Linked DNA regions of Homo sapiens: all the other regions are linked to region 1. The links are chromatin contacts, found by Hi-C or POLR2A ChIA-PET in ENCODE. All regions are on one chromosome and are shown on one strand. Each heading gives the region's core, a stretch centred on a gene start or an enhancer-like site at or near the end of the contact. The rest is flanking DNA. Distances are from core to core; before and after follow the strand shown.

The links. A loop is a pair of places that touch in the nucleus more often than their neighbours do. ChIA-PET counts read pairs that join two places held with the same protein, here RNA polymerase II (POLR2A). Pooled maps may share reads with other maps.
Region 2: a pooled map shows a loop between it and region 1 (9-fold over the local background). The contact joins two enhancer-like sites. A Hi-C loop is called at or near these places in 1 of 37 single-sample maps with no recorded cell type and 4 of 50 pooled maps. POLR2A ChIA-PET finds 5 or more read pairs at or near these places in 2 of 52 experiments (BJ and activated T-cell).
Region 3: a map of OCI-LY7 shows a loop between it and region 1 (4-fold over the local background). The contact joins two enhancer-like sites. A Hi-C loop is called at or near these places in 1 of 168 maps with a recorded cell type or tissue (OCI-LY7), 2 of 37 single-sample maps with no recorded cell type and 2 of 50 pooled maps.
Region 4: a loop to region 1 is called in a pooled map, with 13 times the contacts of the local background. The contact joins two enhancer-like sites. A Hi-C loop is called at or near these places in 2 of 37 single-sample maps with no recorded cell type and 7 of 50 pooled maps.

Annotation. Positions count from the first base shown.
Region 1 is chr12:93,847,431-93,850,398 of GRCh38, forward strand. It overlaps CRADD (CARD and death domain containing adaptor protein), which reads left to right. Exons shown (of 3, transcript NM_003805.5): 3 at 2,540-2,968. The coding sequence ends at 2,841. Among named protein-coding and RNA genes, the nearest start is that of CRADD-AS1, 110 kb to the left of the region's middle. RefSeq lists a silencer at 564-613 and an enhancer at 1,530-1,629. Within about 2 kb of position 1,426, at least 11 of the 41 ENCODE cell types and tissues checked have a DNase peak (open chromatin) inside an H3K27ac peak, as active enhancers do.
Region 2 is chr12:93,589,701-93,592,709 of GRCh38, forward strand. It overlaps a transcript of SOCS2 not described here. Among named protein-coding and RNA genes, the nearest start is that of SOCS2, 19 kb to the left of the region's middle. RefSeq lists an enhancer at 1,421-1,980. Within about 2 kb of position 1,736, at least 32 of the 41 ENCODE cell types and tissues checked have a DNase peak (open chromatin) inside an H3K27ac peak, as active enhancers do.
Region 3 is chr12:94,256,842-94,259,874 of GRCh38, forward strand. PLXNC1 (plexin C1) reads left to right here. Exons shown (of 31, transcript NM_005761.3): 18 at 2,496-2,534; 19 at 2,769-2,893. Among named protein-coding and RNA genes, the nearest start is that of PLXNC1-AS1, 82 kb to the left of the region's middle. Within about 2 kb of position 1,315, at least 2 of the 41 ENCODE cell types and tissues checked have a DNase peak (open chromatin) inside an H3K27ac peak, as active enhancers do.
Region 4 is chr12:94,207,410-94,210,544 of GRCh38, forward strand. It overlaps PLXNC1 (plexin C1), which reads left to right. Exons shown (of 31, transcript NM_005761.3): 5 at 2,181-2,295. Among named protein-coding and RNA genes, the nearest start is that of PLXNC1-AS1, 33 kb to the left of the region's middle. RefSeq lists enhancers at 320-389, 1,040-1,299. Within about 2 kb of position 1,367, at least 12 of the 41 ENCODE cell types and tissues checked have a DNase peak (open chromatin) inside an H3K27ac peak, as active enhancers do.

The DNA.
Region 1 (2,968 bases), core at 176-2,675:
AAGGCAATAAGCAGGATGCCTTGACCTGAAAGAAGTCAAGAGACTATGGCAGTCATGAGCATTGCTTGAAAAAAAAAAAAAAAAAAAAAAACCTCCCTGTGATGAAATTGACCCAAATGACTCAAATCAGAAGAACAGACCCAGGAGTAGAAAAGCCACAGATGAAGAACAGTAACAACAGCAACAACAACAAAACACTGGTGAGCATTCAACCATTACAATGCCACCTTAGGACTAAACAATGGGGCAAGGGGGCATGGATGATTGTTAAAGAAATGTATAACTATTAGGCATCTGGCAAAATAAAAATTATGTAAGTGAAAAAAAATCAAGTGTGAGGAAGTGGAGAGGAAATGTAAAGTAATTATAGAGTATTTCTATAAAAACATGCAGTTAACCCTTGAGTTTTCGTAACTTTTTTCTGTGCATTAAATTGTGTGTGTGTATGTTTTCAAGTATGTTAACTTGTAACCGCTGGTCAGAATGTCATTTTGTTTCACTTCTGCTTTTTCTTCTGTTACATCCAAACAAAATTACATAGCTCTTACTGGAAAGAAAAGGTCATATGTTATCATTTTAAATGAACCCATTACCCTCTATCTAGCCTTCTACCAGTGTATGTGCATACAGAGATATCCAGAATGATGGTCACCAACTGTAAACACAATAGCGGGATATTGGATGATTTCTTTTCTTCTTTGCGCTGTTTTCTGTTGCTTTATTTTTTTTTTAATGAGCCTATGTTTTTATACAAGCCGTAAAATCATTGCTGTTAATCTCAACTATTGATCAGTAGTGTCATCAGTATTCTAATTGCGTCATAGTCATTGTTTTTTAAATTGTAGTGTTGACAAACACCAGAAAGAGCCCTTGACAATATTTTTGCAACTCATCTCTAAGGTGCTGGCCGCTGCCCAGAGGCCAAAGACATGGGCTGTGGAAAACATCAGCTCTTGTAATAAGGTGCCTTTGCCTTCTTATTGAATCATAAATCAAAACACAATAGTGGACTGATGAGCATGAAGTAGACTGACCTGAATCCCTGTGATGCTGATGGATGGGAGTATAGTGTACTGTGCTGTCAAACAAATGTCTGAACCTAGCAAATGACTTTGGATGTTTGGAGTCCGTCTCAATCTCTGCACTTGGCTGCTGTGAGTGCCTTTCACTTCCTCCATTGCGATTCTCCTGCCTCTGGGCCTTTGCACATGCAATTCTCTCTTCTCGAGATGCGCCACGCCCTGTTCCTCCTTCATCACCCAGCTCCTCCTCCTAGTGTTCAGGGCTTAGCTTTAGCCTCCTTCCCCTGGAAGGCCTTCCCTAATGAAGTTAGGAGCTCCTCTGTATAACCAAAGGCACTGCTCACTGGTTTTGCTGGGCACATTTATAACCATTCACTCAATGTCATGCTTCTTAGCAGACTGGCCTCAGGCAAATAAGAATCTAGTTCAGGAAGTGTAAGGTCAGATTTCCTCGTTGCCCCGTCTCATACTTCCTGTTCCTCTTCTGGGCTCTGCCAGAACGGTAACTCCACTCTTGTGGCCTCTGCTATGAACAAACCCCGCTCTCTTCCCTTCCTGCTACCCTATGGCCTCTTAGGTTTATTTTGTTCTCAGCAGCCCTCTTGGCTCTGGCTTCTGTTAGCAGCTACACGTTTTCTCGGTAATATTTCAAGTTCAACCTCATCGGCGAGGGTAGCTGTTTGGTTTAGCCTTTGTCCTCTAGCACGTGCCTTTCCTGCAGGGAGGGGCATTCCCAGCCTTGGAACAGGCCCCATCACTAAGGCCACAGACAGTGCCAGAGGGAGCTGGGGTCTGTGCAGCCATTCTTGAATTCCCCCAGAATGCCTTGCCTGGCCTTGAGTAAAAGGGATAGAAGTGAAAAAAGCCTGTTACAAAGCAGCATGTACGAGGTAACCCTTCATGTGTGTTTTATATATCAAAGAAAATAGACTAGTTATTATCAATGAGTTTTTCTGGTGGGATTTCTAGTTATTTTTATTTTGTTGCTTTCAAAGTTTCTGTAACAGGCAGGGTGCTGTGGCTCACGCCTGTAATCCTAGCACTTTGGGAGGCCAAGGCAGGTGGATCACCTGAGGTCAGGAGTTCAAGACCAGCCTGGCCAACATGGTGAAACCCTGTCTCTGCTAAAAATACAAAAATTAGCTGGGCATGGTGGCAGTTGCCTGTAATCCCAGCTACTTGGGAGGCTGAAACAGGAGAATCACTTCAACCCAGGAGGTGGAGTTTGTAGTGAGCCAACATCATGCCATTGCTCTCCAGCCTGGGTGACAGAGTGAAACACCGTCTCAAAAAAAAAAAAAAAAAAAGTTTCTGTAAAAACATTTTCACAGATACTTAACAGCATTGAAGCCCTGAATCATGGCGTTGTACAGAGCAGCCCCCAGGAAGAAGACAAGAGCCAATTGGCTCTGCCATTTGGAAGCATTGCCTTCTTCTCCCCACGATTCTCATTTCTGCCCCCAAATGATGTGTTTGTTGCCTTGCTCATTTCACCGGGGTGTCTTTTTCCTCCTCAGGTGACAGATTGACTGGGATCCCCTCGCACATCCTCAACAGCTCCCCATCAGACCGGCAGATTAACCAGCTGGCCCAGAGGCTGGGCCCTGAGTGGGAGCCCATGGTGCTGTCTCTGGGACTGTCCCAGACGGATATCTACCGCTGTAAGGCCAACCACCCCCACAACGTGCAGTCGCAGGTGGTGGAGGCCTTCATCCGTTGGCGGCAGCGCTTCGGGAAGCAGGCCACCTTCCAGAGCCTGCACAACGGGCTGCGGGCTGTGGAGGTGGACCCCTCGCTGCTCCTGCACATGTTGGAGTGATGGTGCCTCCAGCAACCGCTGGGGAGTGTGTCCCTGAGTCATGTGGGCTGAATCCTGACTTTCACTCAGAGCAGGTGGTTTTTTGTGTAGGTTTGTTTTTTATTTTTGATGATCTTCAGATGGAAGG
Region 2 (3,009 bases), core at 486-2,985, 260 kb before region 1:
AGGTCCAGGAACATATAGATTTGCAGTCTGATGTATTTTGATGATTGCCAGATAAAACTGATGTCTGGCACTTTTTCCAGGAGAAACACATGTAGACGTTTCCAAGTTGATTTGTAGGGACTTAGTGTTATTAGAACTTTGTGGCAAAACTTTTTCTCAAGTGGCAGAAGAAATAAAGGAACTTCAGTTTTGAGGGCTGTTAACAGCACTTCCATTAGTGGCAAAGCTGAGATGGTTGACAAAGTACTGGATTGTTGAGATGGACCTTCCAGGCCGGGTGTGGTGGCTCACGCCTGTAATCCCAGCACTTTGGGAGGCCAAGGTGAGCGGATCATGAGGTCAGGAGTTCGAGACCAGCCTGACCAACACGATGAAACTCCATCTCTACCAAAAATACAAAAATTGGCCTGGTGTGGTGGTGCGCGCCTATAATCTCAGCTACTCAGGAGGCTTGAACCCGGTAGGTGGAGGTTGTAGTAAGCTGAGATCGCGCCACTGCACTCCAGACTGGGTGACAGAGCGAGACTCAGTCTCAAAAAAAAAAAAGAATAAGCAAGTACTGTATTTGGACTTTTAAGCATTACTGATACAGTAAAATACAGTTTTAGCTACCGACGCAAGACTAGCACCCAAGATTTTAGAAAAAGGCACTTTTTCCCTTTTATTTTCCAATAACATTTCTCAATCTGGTAACCAGAGAGACTACTCTGGGATTAATTTGAGTCTGATTGCTGTTTACTGTTCTAACAAGAACAGTTTTTTTGGAGAGGAGAGCAGAGTTTAGGAGAAACGAACTATTAAAAGTTAGCTTCCCGTATGGGCGTGGTGGCTCAGGCCTGTAATCCCAGCACTTTGGGAGGCCGAAGTGGGCGGATCACGAGGTCAGGAGATCGAGACCATCCTGGCCAACATGGTGAAACCTGTCTCTACTAAAAATACAAAAATTAGCTGGGCGTGGTGGCACGTGCCTGTAATCCCAGCTACTCCGGAGGCTGAGGCAGAAAGAATCGCTTGAACCCAGCAGGCAGAGCCGAGATGGCGCCACTGCACTCCAGCCTGGGCGACAGAGCAAGACTCCGCCTCAAAAAAAAAAAAAAAAAAAAAAAAAAAAAAAAAAAAAAAGTTAGCTTCCCAGTGTACACATGAAAAGTACAATCCTTTTCTTCATTTATATTATAATTATTTGAAGAGCAAATTAGGTATTGTTAGTGAAGAAATGAGAGTGATTACCTGGTAATATGATGAGTTACTTTTTCTTTAAACTTACTGGCTTTTCCCTTAACACTAATGGTCTGGATAACAAGTTTTTACTTGTTGGCAGTGCAGTTTAGCCTCCGAACACTCTTGGAACAAAATGACTAATTTTTTTTAACGCTTTATTGAAATATAAATTTTAGGAGAGTAAACATTTTCGATTTGGAAGAAGTAGTTACGTTACAGACCTTCAAATCCAGCTTGTTCGGGAGACTTGACATTTAATCACTAGGCTAATGAAGCGCCAGAAGAGAGAGCTTTTATGGTTAGAAAGGGAGGTGTTTTTTAAAAAAAAAACAAACGAACAAACAAAAAAAAAAAAACAAGGCTCAGCCCGAGATACTGGAAGCGACTTGACCTTGATTTACATATACAAGGAACGGAAATGAATTAGCCCGGCTAGATATTTCTAGGAACTAGTTAAGGGAGAATGAACAAGATGGGAGCGAGGAGAAAGCGTGTGTGCGTTCGTGTGTGGCTGTCTGTCTGTCTGTCTGCGGCAAGAGGAATCTCAGAGTTTCGGTTATTTCTCCTTGAAGAATTTTCAAACGGAGTTCCTGCAGGGGCTGGCTCTAGCGTCTACGATGTGCACACACTGTCTCTCAAGAGGGAAGTGATCCTGGCGCCACGGGGTGATGCAGCAGAAGTTCTTTTTGTCTGTGGCCAGGGTAGAGTGCGGAGCCCCACGGAGCTGTGGCGTGGCGGCTCCTCCCAGACGCGTCCGGGGCGCCGCTCGGGTCTCCCAGGACCTTATGTAACCCAGCGTCGGCAGCAAGGAGCCGGTCACAGGCTGACCAACGTCAAGGCGTTTCACTTTGGAAGCGCACCAGATGAGTGTGGTATTGAGAGCAGACGGCTGGGTGCAATGTTTTTGCCGCATATCTCATGGGTTATTTTAATCTTTTCACGTAGTCTTAAGGGTCTCACTAGACCGTATATGAGAATGTGGCCAGGGATGTGGCTTCTATAGATTGTCCCAGATAAGAGCATCCCTTTTGTTTTTGTTAATGCAGGGTAAATACAACCTCTTCTTAGGAGCTAGTTTTTCAATTATTCTAAAAGTGATAACATGCTCATGGTTCAAAATTTAGTCAGTTCAGAAGTGCACAAAATGAAAAAATTGTCCAACTCCCGTCCCACTCCCCAGAGGTAACTATTATTAAAAGTTTCCTTTTTATTGTTCCAGAATTTTTTTAATGCAGTCGAAGCCTCTATTTAAATCATGTTTTAAAGCACACACAAATATTATTGTACTATACTTTCTGCTCTGCAATTTGCTTTTAAAATTTAATATTTGGACTCTCTATGTCTACCTTTCTCTCTATATATCTATTTATATCTTCATGGCAACATAAGGCTTTGCCTCATTCTTTTCAACAGCTGCACAATATTCCATGATATGAATGTACCATTACTGATTGAATCAGTCTCCTGCTAGTGGATATACAGGTTGTTCCCAGTTTCGTGCTATTACAAACAACGGTGCGGTACAAATCTGTGTGCTAATTGTTGCTGTGTGCTTATGGGAACATATATGTTGAGTACATTCTTAGAAGTGGAACTTTGGGGCCCAAGGGTACATGGCACTTAACATTTTAATAGATATTTACTTTCAAATCACATTCCCAAAAGGTTGTTCCCATGCATATTTCAGATGGAAATAAATTCTGTCTTTCAAGTTGTACACATAGCTGAGGGTTTTCCTTAAAATACTGTTCATTTTTAAACAGCATATTTTCCATTGAGATCGAATAA
Region 3 (3,033 bases), core at 65-2,564, 410 kb after region 1:
TCCAAAAAAAAAAAAAAAAAAAAGATCCCAGGAACAATGCTACCTTATTTTAGGAGAAGAGAGATAGTTGCAAAGGAGGCAAACTGATTTAACTCAGTGTTGTGTATAATCTTGAAAAACAACTGGGAAAGTCATAAAAATTGAAGTCAGAAGTTGTTTAAAGGAGAGAACCCAGGAAAAAACATGCATAAATTTGTCAGAACCCTTTCAAGAAGACCTAAGTCAAAACTGATTTTATAATAATTAAGAAAAGATAGAACAGGGAAACAGATCGTAAGAAGACAATGCCACTTAAATGCATTCCAGGCTGCAGATAAGTCCTGGTATTAATTAGGCTCTTTATGGATTGATCAGAAGCCGAATCCTCTAGGCCTGGAGGTTGGGGGCTGTGGGGGTAGGATTTGGGTGTTCAGCACCTACAAAAAAGCAACAGGCAAAATCCAGAGGAGATTGTAGGTTCTCAAAGGAGGCCAGGGTTCTTTGCTCTGCCTGTCGGTTTTGGCTTTTAAAGCCTTGCTTTTTATTTTATTGACTCTTCTTTGCTTTGCATAAAGTAGGAGAAGAAATAAGGGTAGGCAGAGGATCTAAGCTGAAGAAAAGGGAAATTTGAATGAAAGGAGGAAGCAGCCTTAAAACTCAGAGAGCCACGGGTCCAGGCGCGGTGGCTCAAGCCTGTAATCCCAGCACTTTGGGAGGCCGAGGCGGGTGGATCACTTGAGGTCAGGAGTTAGGGACCAGCCTGGCCAACATGGTGAAACCCCGTCTGTACTAAAAATACACAATTAGCCAGGCATGGTGGCGTGCACCTGTAATCCCAGCTACTCGGGAGGCTGAGGCAGAGAATTGCTTGAACCCGAGATCAAGACCATCCTGGCTAACACAGTGAAACCCCGTCTCTACTAAAAATACAAAAAAATTAGCCAGGCATGGTGGCGGGCGCCTGTAGTCCCAGCTACTCGGGAGGCTGAGGCAGGAGAATGGTGTGAACCTGGGAGGCGGAGCTTGCAGTGAGCCGAGATAGCGCCACACTGCACTCCAGCCTGGGCGACAGAGCGAGACTCTGTCTCAAAAAAAATAATAAATAAATAAAAAGAATTGCTTGAACCTGGGAGGCGGAGGTTGCAGTGAGCCGAGATCACGCCACTGCACTCCAGCCTGGGCGACAGAGGGAGATTCCGTCTCAAAAAAAAATAAAGAATTGCTTGAACCCGGGAGGCAGAGGTTGCCGTGAGCCGAGATCGCGCCACTGCACTCCTGCCCGGGCGACAGAGCAAGACTCCGTCTCAAAAAAACAAAACAAACAAAAAAACACACAGAGAGAACCAGGGCGGCACTTCCGTATTTACGATTAAGAATCAACCTGTTTCTCCTGTCTATTTACATGAAGTTGGTTCAGCAGAAAAATATTAAGAACCAGAAAATGCAAACCTAGGGTCTGGGGGTTTTTTTGGTTTGTTTTTTTGGGGCTTTTTTGCTTTTTACTAGGGGAGGATATGGCCAAAATAGTTTCAGGTCTTTTGCTTGGGCTTGCAGATTTGAAACTATGAAGCAAAATTCTCTACAGAAGAAATTTACTTCACAAGATATAAAATTAGCTCAAAGTTTCTATTATTATCAAAAAAGAAGAAAAACTTGAATGTTTTGAGTTTAGAGTCTCATTCTGTGGACTTAAAGTATTGCTTAACATACTTTTAAAGTTTAACCATTGATTTTTAATAAGATTGATGATACACTATAAACCCTTTTTATATTCCAGAGCTACCTAGCATTTAGAAACCAGTGGGGTGATAGCATTGTGGTCTAGTTTGCTATAAATTAGGAATAAAACCAGTAATGATAACTGACACAGGGCACTTACTCTGCACCCATTTTATTTTCACACTAAACCTCTGAGGTGGGAACCATTACTGTCCCCATTTCAGAGATGAGGCAAGTCAGACACAGAGAGGTTAGGTAACACATCCCACGTCATGTGACCAGTATGTGATTAAAACCAGGACTGGAACCCAAGTAGTTTGGTCCAGATTCTATGCTTTTAACTACCCCCTGTCTTTCAATATCATTGTGTATTGAAACAGTAGATGCTACTTAGGTAAGACTTGTAAAACTTAACAACGTAATTTAGTCTTTATCTTTAGAAGGTAAATTGCTTGAAGAGGGGTCTGATATTTGCATAATCTTCATCAATGACCCCTTCTTTAACTCTTAAATCACTTCTTCTAAAACGTGGGATGATACCTTCATCTACCAAACCTGGAACTAATGCCATGATAATTATTATTCTTAGAGGCTTTCGGAATTCAGTGGCGTTTCTTGAAAGCTGAATAATTATTTATTATGTATTAGAGAATACGCAGCCACCATAAACCCAGGGGCGCTTCAGATTAGCAAATAGTGTCTCTACTTTATTAAAACGGACTTGGGTATTATAACAAAAATACACTCTTCATTTCCTTTGGATGTTATGAATAATAAAAGTGTCTCCTTCCTCTCAGTCAGGTGGCTTCACCCACATCTTCACTGAAGATATGCATGTAAGTCTCTACGTTTTCATTTTTAGCCCAGTGACTGCCTGATGTTCATAGTGTTATCATCATCACTATCATCTCTATTATTATTACTTTGAATTTTTATTGTGGGTTTTTTTTGGATCATGAATTCAATATTGAATAATTCATTGTCTTGGAAAACCCATTGTGGGTCTACTTTCTAACTTTAAACTTATATATGATTTTGTATTATACTATATATTTTTTTCTTTTTATCAGAACAGAGACGCCAACGACAAGAATGAAAGTCTCACAGCTTTGGATGCCCTAATCTGTAATAAAAGCTTTCTTGTTACTGTCATCCACACCCTTGAAAAGCAGAAGAACTTTTCTGTGAAGGACAGGTATTAGTCCATTCTTTGATGTTTTAAAAGCCTTTAAGAAAAAATCAGGCCGGGCATGGTGGCTCATGGCTGTAATCCCAGCATTTTGGGAGGCCAAGGCAGGCAATCACTTGAGGCCAGGAGTTCAAGACCAGCCTGAC
Region 4 (3,135 bases), core at 117-2,616, 360 kb after region 1:
TTGTTTTAAAAATAGTCTCTTTGGCATGAGGAGGAGTCAGACATGAATTAAAACTCTAGAAAGAAAAATCAGCAACAGAAAAGACCTATAGAGATTTCATATTTCATCCTTTCATTCAAAAATATTTATTGAAACCCTAGTATTTGCATATCATGCTGCCAGACACTGAGGGATTTGCTAAAGAAATATTAAAGACCTTCTCCCTTCTTTGAGGAGCTTAGAGCTTACTTGGGGAGAACTGAGATAGACTTATGAAATAGTTAAGTTGTAATTCGAGGCAGCATATGATTAAATACCGAAATATGTACTTCTGACAAGAAATGCTATAGGAGTTCAGAAAAGGGAGTGATAACTCAGTGGCACTACTGTTTTCTGCCTACAAATTGGCAAATTGTAGCACTATTTGTATGAAATATTTTACACTTGTTTTTTTGGCAGCCTTAGGCTTTGACTCCCAGGCAGCATTAAGAGCCAACAAAAATATTTGTACTCCAGTCTCTTCGGAATTGGCTTATTTTTTTTTTTCTTATAGGCAGAGGAAGTGCCTTACACAAACCGGAGTGCCCATGAGAGGCAGGGAGTTTTTGACAGTCATGATCTATTTCAGATACAACCGAAAGAACCAGCTTCGTCATTCTGTTTTTCAATCCAGCAGTGCTTGTCTCTCCGTTGCAAACTCTCTCTGACATTGACAGGCGGTTTAATTTGAACTTAATGTCTTTGACGGATGAGCTAGCCATCAAGGGTCAGATAAATTTATGGCTTTGGAGAATTGCCGATGAAAATCCCCATGGTTATAATGTTGGAGAAGAAACTGACACAGATGTAGTGGGAGGTGGAACACAGATGTGCTTATTGGGAGCAGGGTTCCCCAAATGTCAGAAGCCGGTGACATGCTAAAGGTATTGTGCTTGGGGATGACGTTTAGTGAAACTCACTGACTTCCTGTTCTATTTTTGCCATATTCAAATTAACACAGAGCTCAAAGATGAAGCCATGAGGCCTAAATTCTTAAGAATTGAAAGAGAGAGAGAGTAGAGAAAGGAGAAAAAATAAAACCTTTAGGAAGCCAAATACACTGTTTGGGCCCATCCATTCCTCATTCCGCTCGGATCCCCTCCGGGACTCCCCGTAGCTGAATGTGGTCATCATTTGGTTGCTTTTCAATCTCATGATTCATGTGTTTTCAGTTTCTTTTAAAAATTCACCATCACTGGTTTACCACCCCTGCATTTTAATCTTCAGCCTTGAGGAGGTGTAGTACTAGAAATATTTCGTTCTTTCCTTGATGCTATTCAATGGAATATCTGTGGAGTCCAACACCCTTTGGCGATAACGTGCTGTTGGTATTTGTTCTTCTTGCCAGGTTGGTGCCCCGTCTGGTGAGGCAAGGGTTCCCAAGTTAGTGTGACCTAGAGTGACTGACACATCAAGCAAGCCAGTGATCTCACCACTCAGCTTCTGAGCATCTCTTTATCAAAGTAGTTGGCCCTGGCCACAGCTTAAGACTTATCTGGGTCAGCCTCTGAGCTGGCTGACTTGGGAAAATGGCCCTGGAAAAATGTTTCACCTATATCTTTTGATATAATTTGGTATCTGTCTAAATAAATGGTATGTAGCAGATGGTTATGGAATGTCTTATCAAATTCTTAGGCAGACTCTGCCCTTGAAATTTTTCTATTTAATTATCATACTGCAAAGCACAAAATAGTAACTTTGTTATTATTTTTAAACAAAATCAAGTTACACAATAGGTTGATATTCTGAGAATGAATAGCAAACCTAAAATTTATACAATATGTGAACTCTTCCTTGAGCTGTTCTTTGCTAGGCATTTCTAAAAGGGAGCTCCCTATTTCAGAATCCATGGGAGGATGTGTTTCAGATATATTTGGCGATGTCATCTTGAGAGATGGCTCAGGAGTCGAAGTTCACCATGTTGTCTACATTTGTTCTTTGCTCCTAGACATGATGGAAAAAAATGCTCTGCTGTTTTCTTGTTGCTTTTCATGGTTTTAGCATCATGTTCCTATTCTCGCTCAAATCAATAATCCACTGTACAAGGTCTGGCATTTTGTACTGAAGCCAAGTATAAGAAAGTTTTAACTAATGCACGTATGGGGTCGCTGTTTTAACTAACACACGTATGGGGTCGCTGTTTTGTTGCCTCGTTTTTTTAGGTGCACTTTTCAAGGAGATTGTGTACATTCAGAGAACTTAGAAAACTGGCTGGATATTTCGTCTGGAGCAAAAAAGTGCCCTAAAATTCAGATAATTCGAAGCAGTAAAGAAAAGGTAAGAGGAAAGATTTTAATTTGTCCTCGTTGTATTGTCTCATTTTGCACAGCGGATGCTAAATTTCTTCTGTGTGTAAAATATCCATTAGCAATCAAACATGCTTAGTGATAGCACTCCATTCATTTAGCACTCATTAACGAATATTGAGTGCCCACCAGATGCCATCCACTCTGCAAGGTGCTGGGGATACAGCGGTAACCAAGTCACATCATGGGCCTGCTCTCATGGAGTTTGTCGTCTTGTGGAGCTGAAGATGACCCTCAATGGTTGAACTGGAAGAAAAGTTGGACTTCTAATGTTGTAGAAATACATATTGCTTTTGAAAATAAAGAAAAAAGAGGTTCAGATTCATGGTCAACGAGATACCTTAAAGGTGGCTTAATTGCAGAATTTTGTTTAGTGTAATGGTCCCTTATCCTAATGTGTTGAGGCTTCCCCAGTAACCATCTTATGAACATAGCTTCCAACAGTCTTGGTAGCGATGGAGAGAAGACCAACATGGGCAGTGACCATTGCAAGTGAGGTCCTTTGGAAAGCCAGTGGACCCTTGCTATGGCAGCACCACTCTTGACAACACATCAGTCCTGTCATTGGATGAGAGAAGGGAGCAAGGAGCATATTTAAGCATTTTCAAATGCACACGCCAACCGTGCCCTACGGAAAAAGGGAATTCCTGCCTTGCAGTCTCAGTGGTGCTATAAGGAGGCATTTTCTCCCTAATGACGGCTCTTGTGTTATGAATAATTGTACAGAGTCCTCTGTTATGAATAACTGTACAGCAGCCAGCTGACCTGTCTGTTGAGCTCACTGTGTTCTGTTTGAATGCCATATTAACAA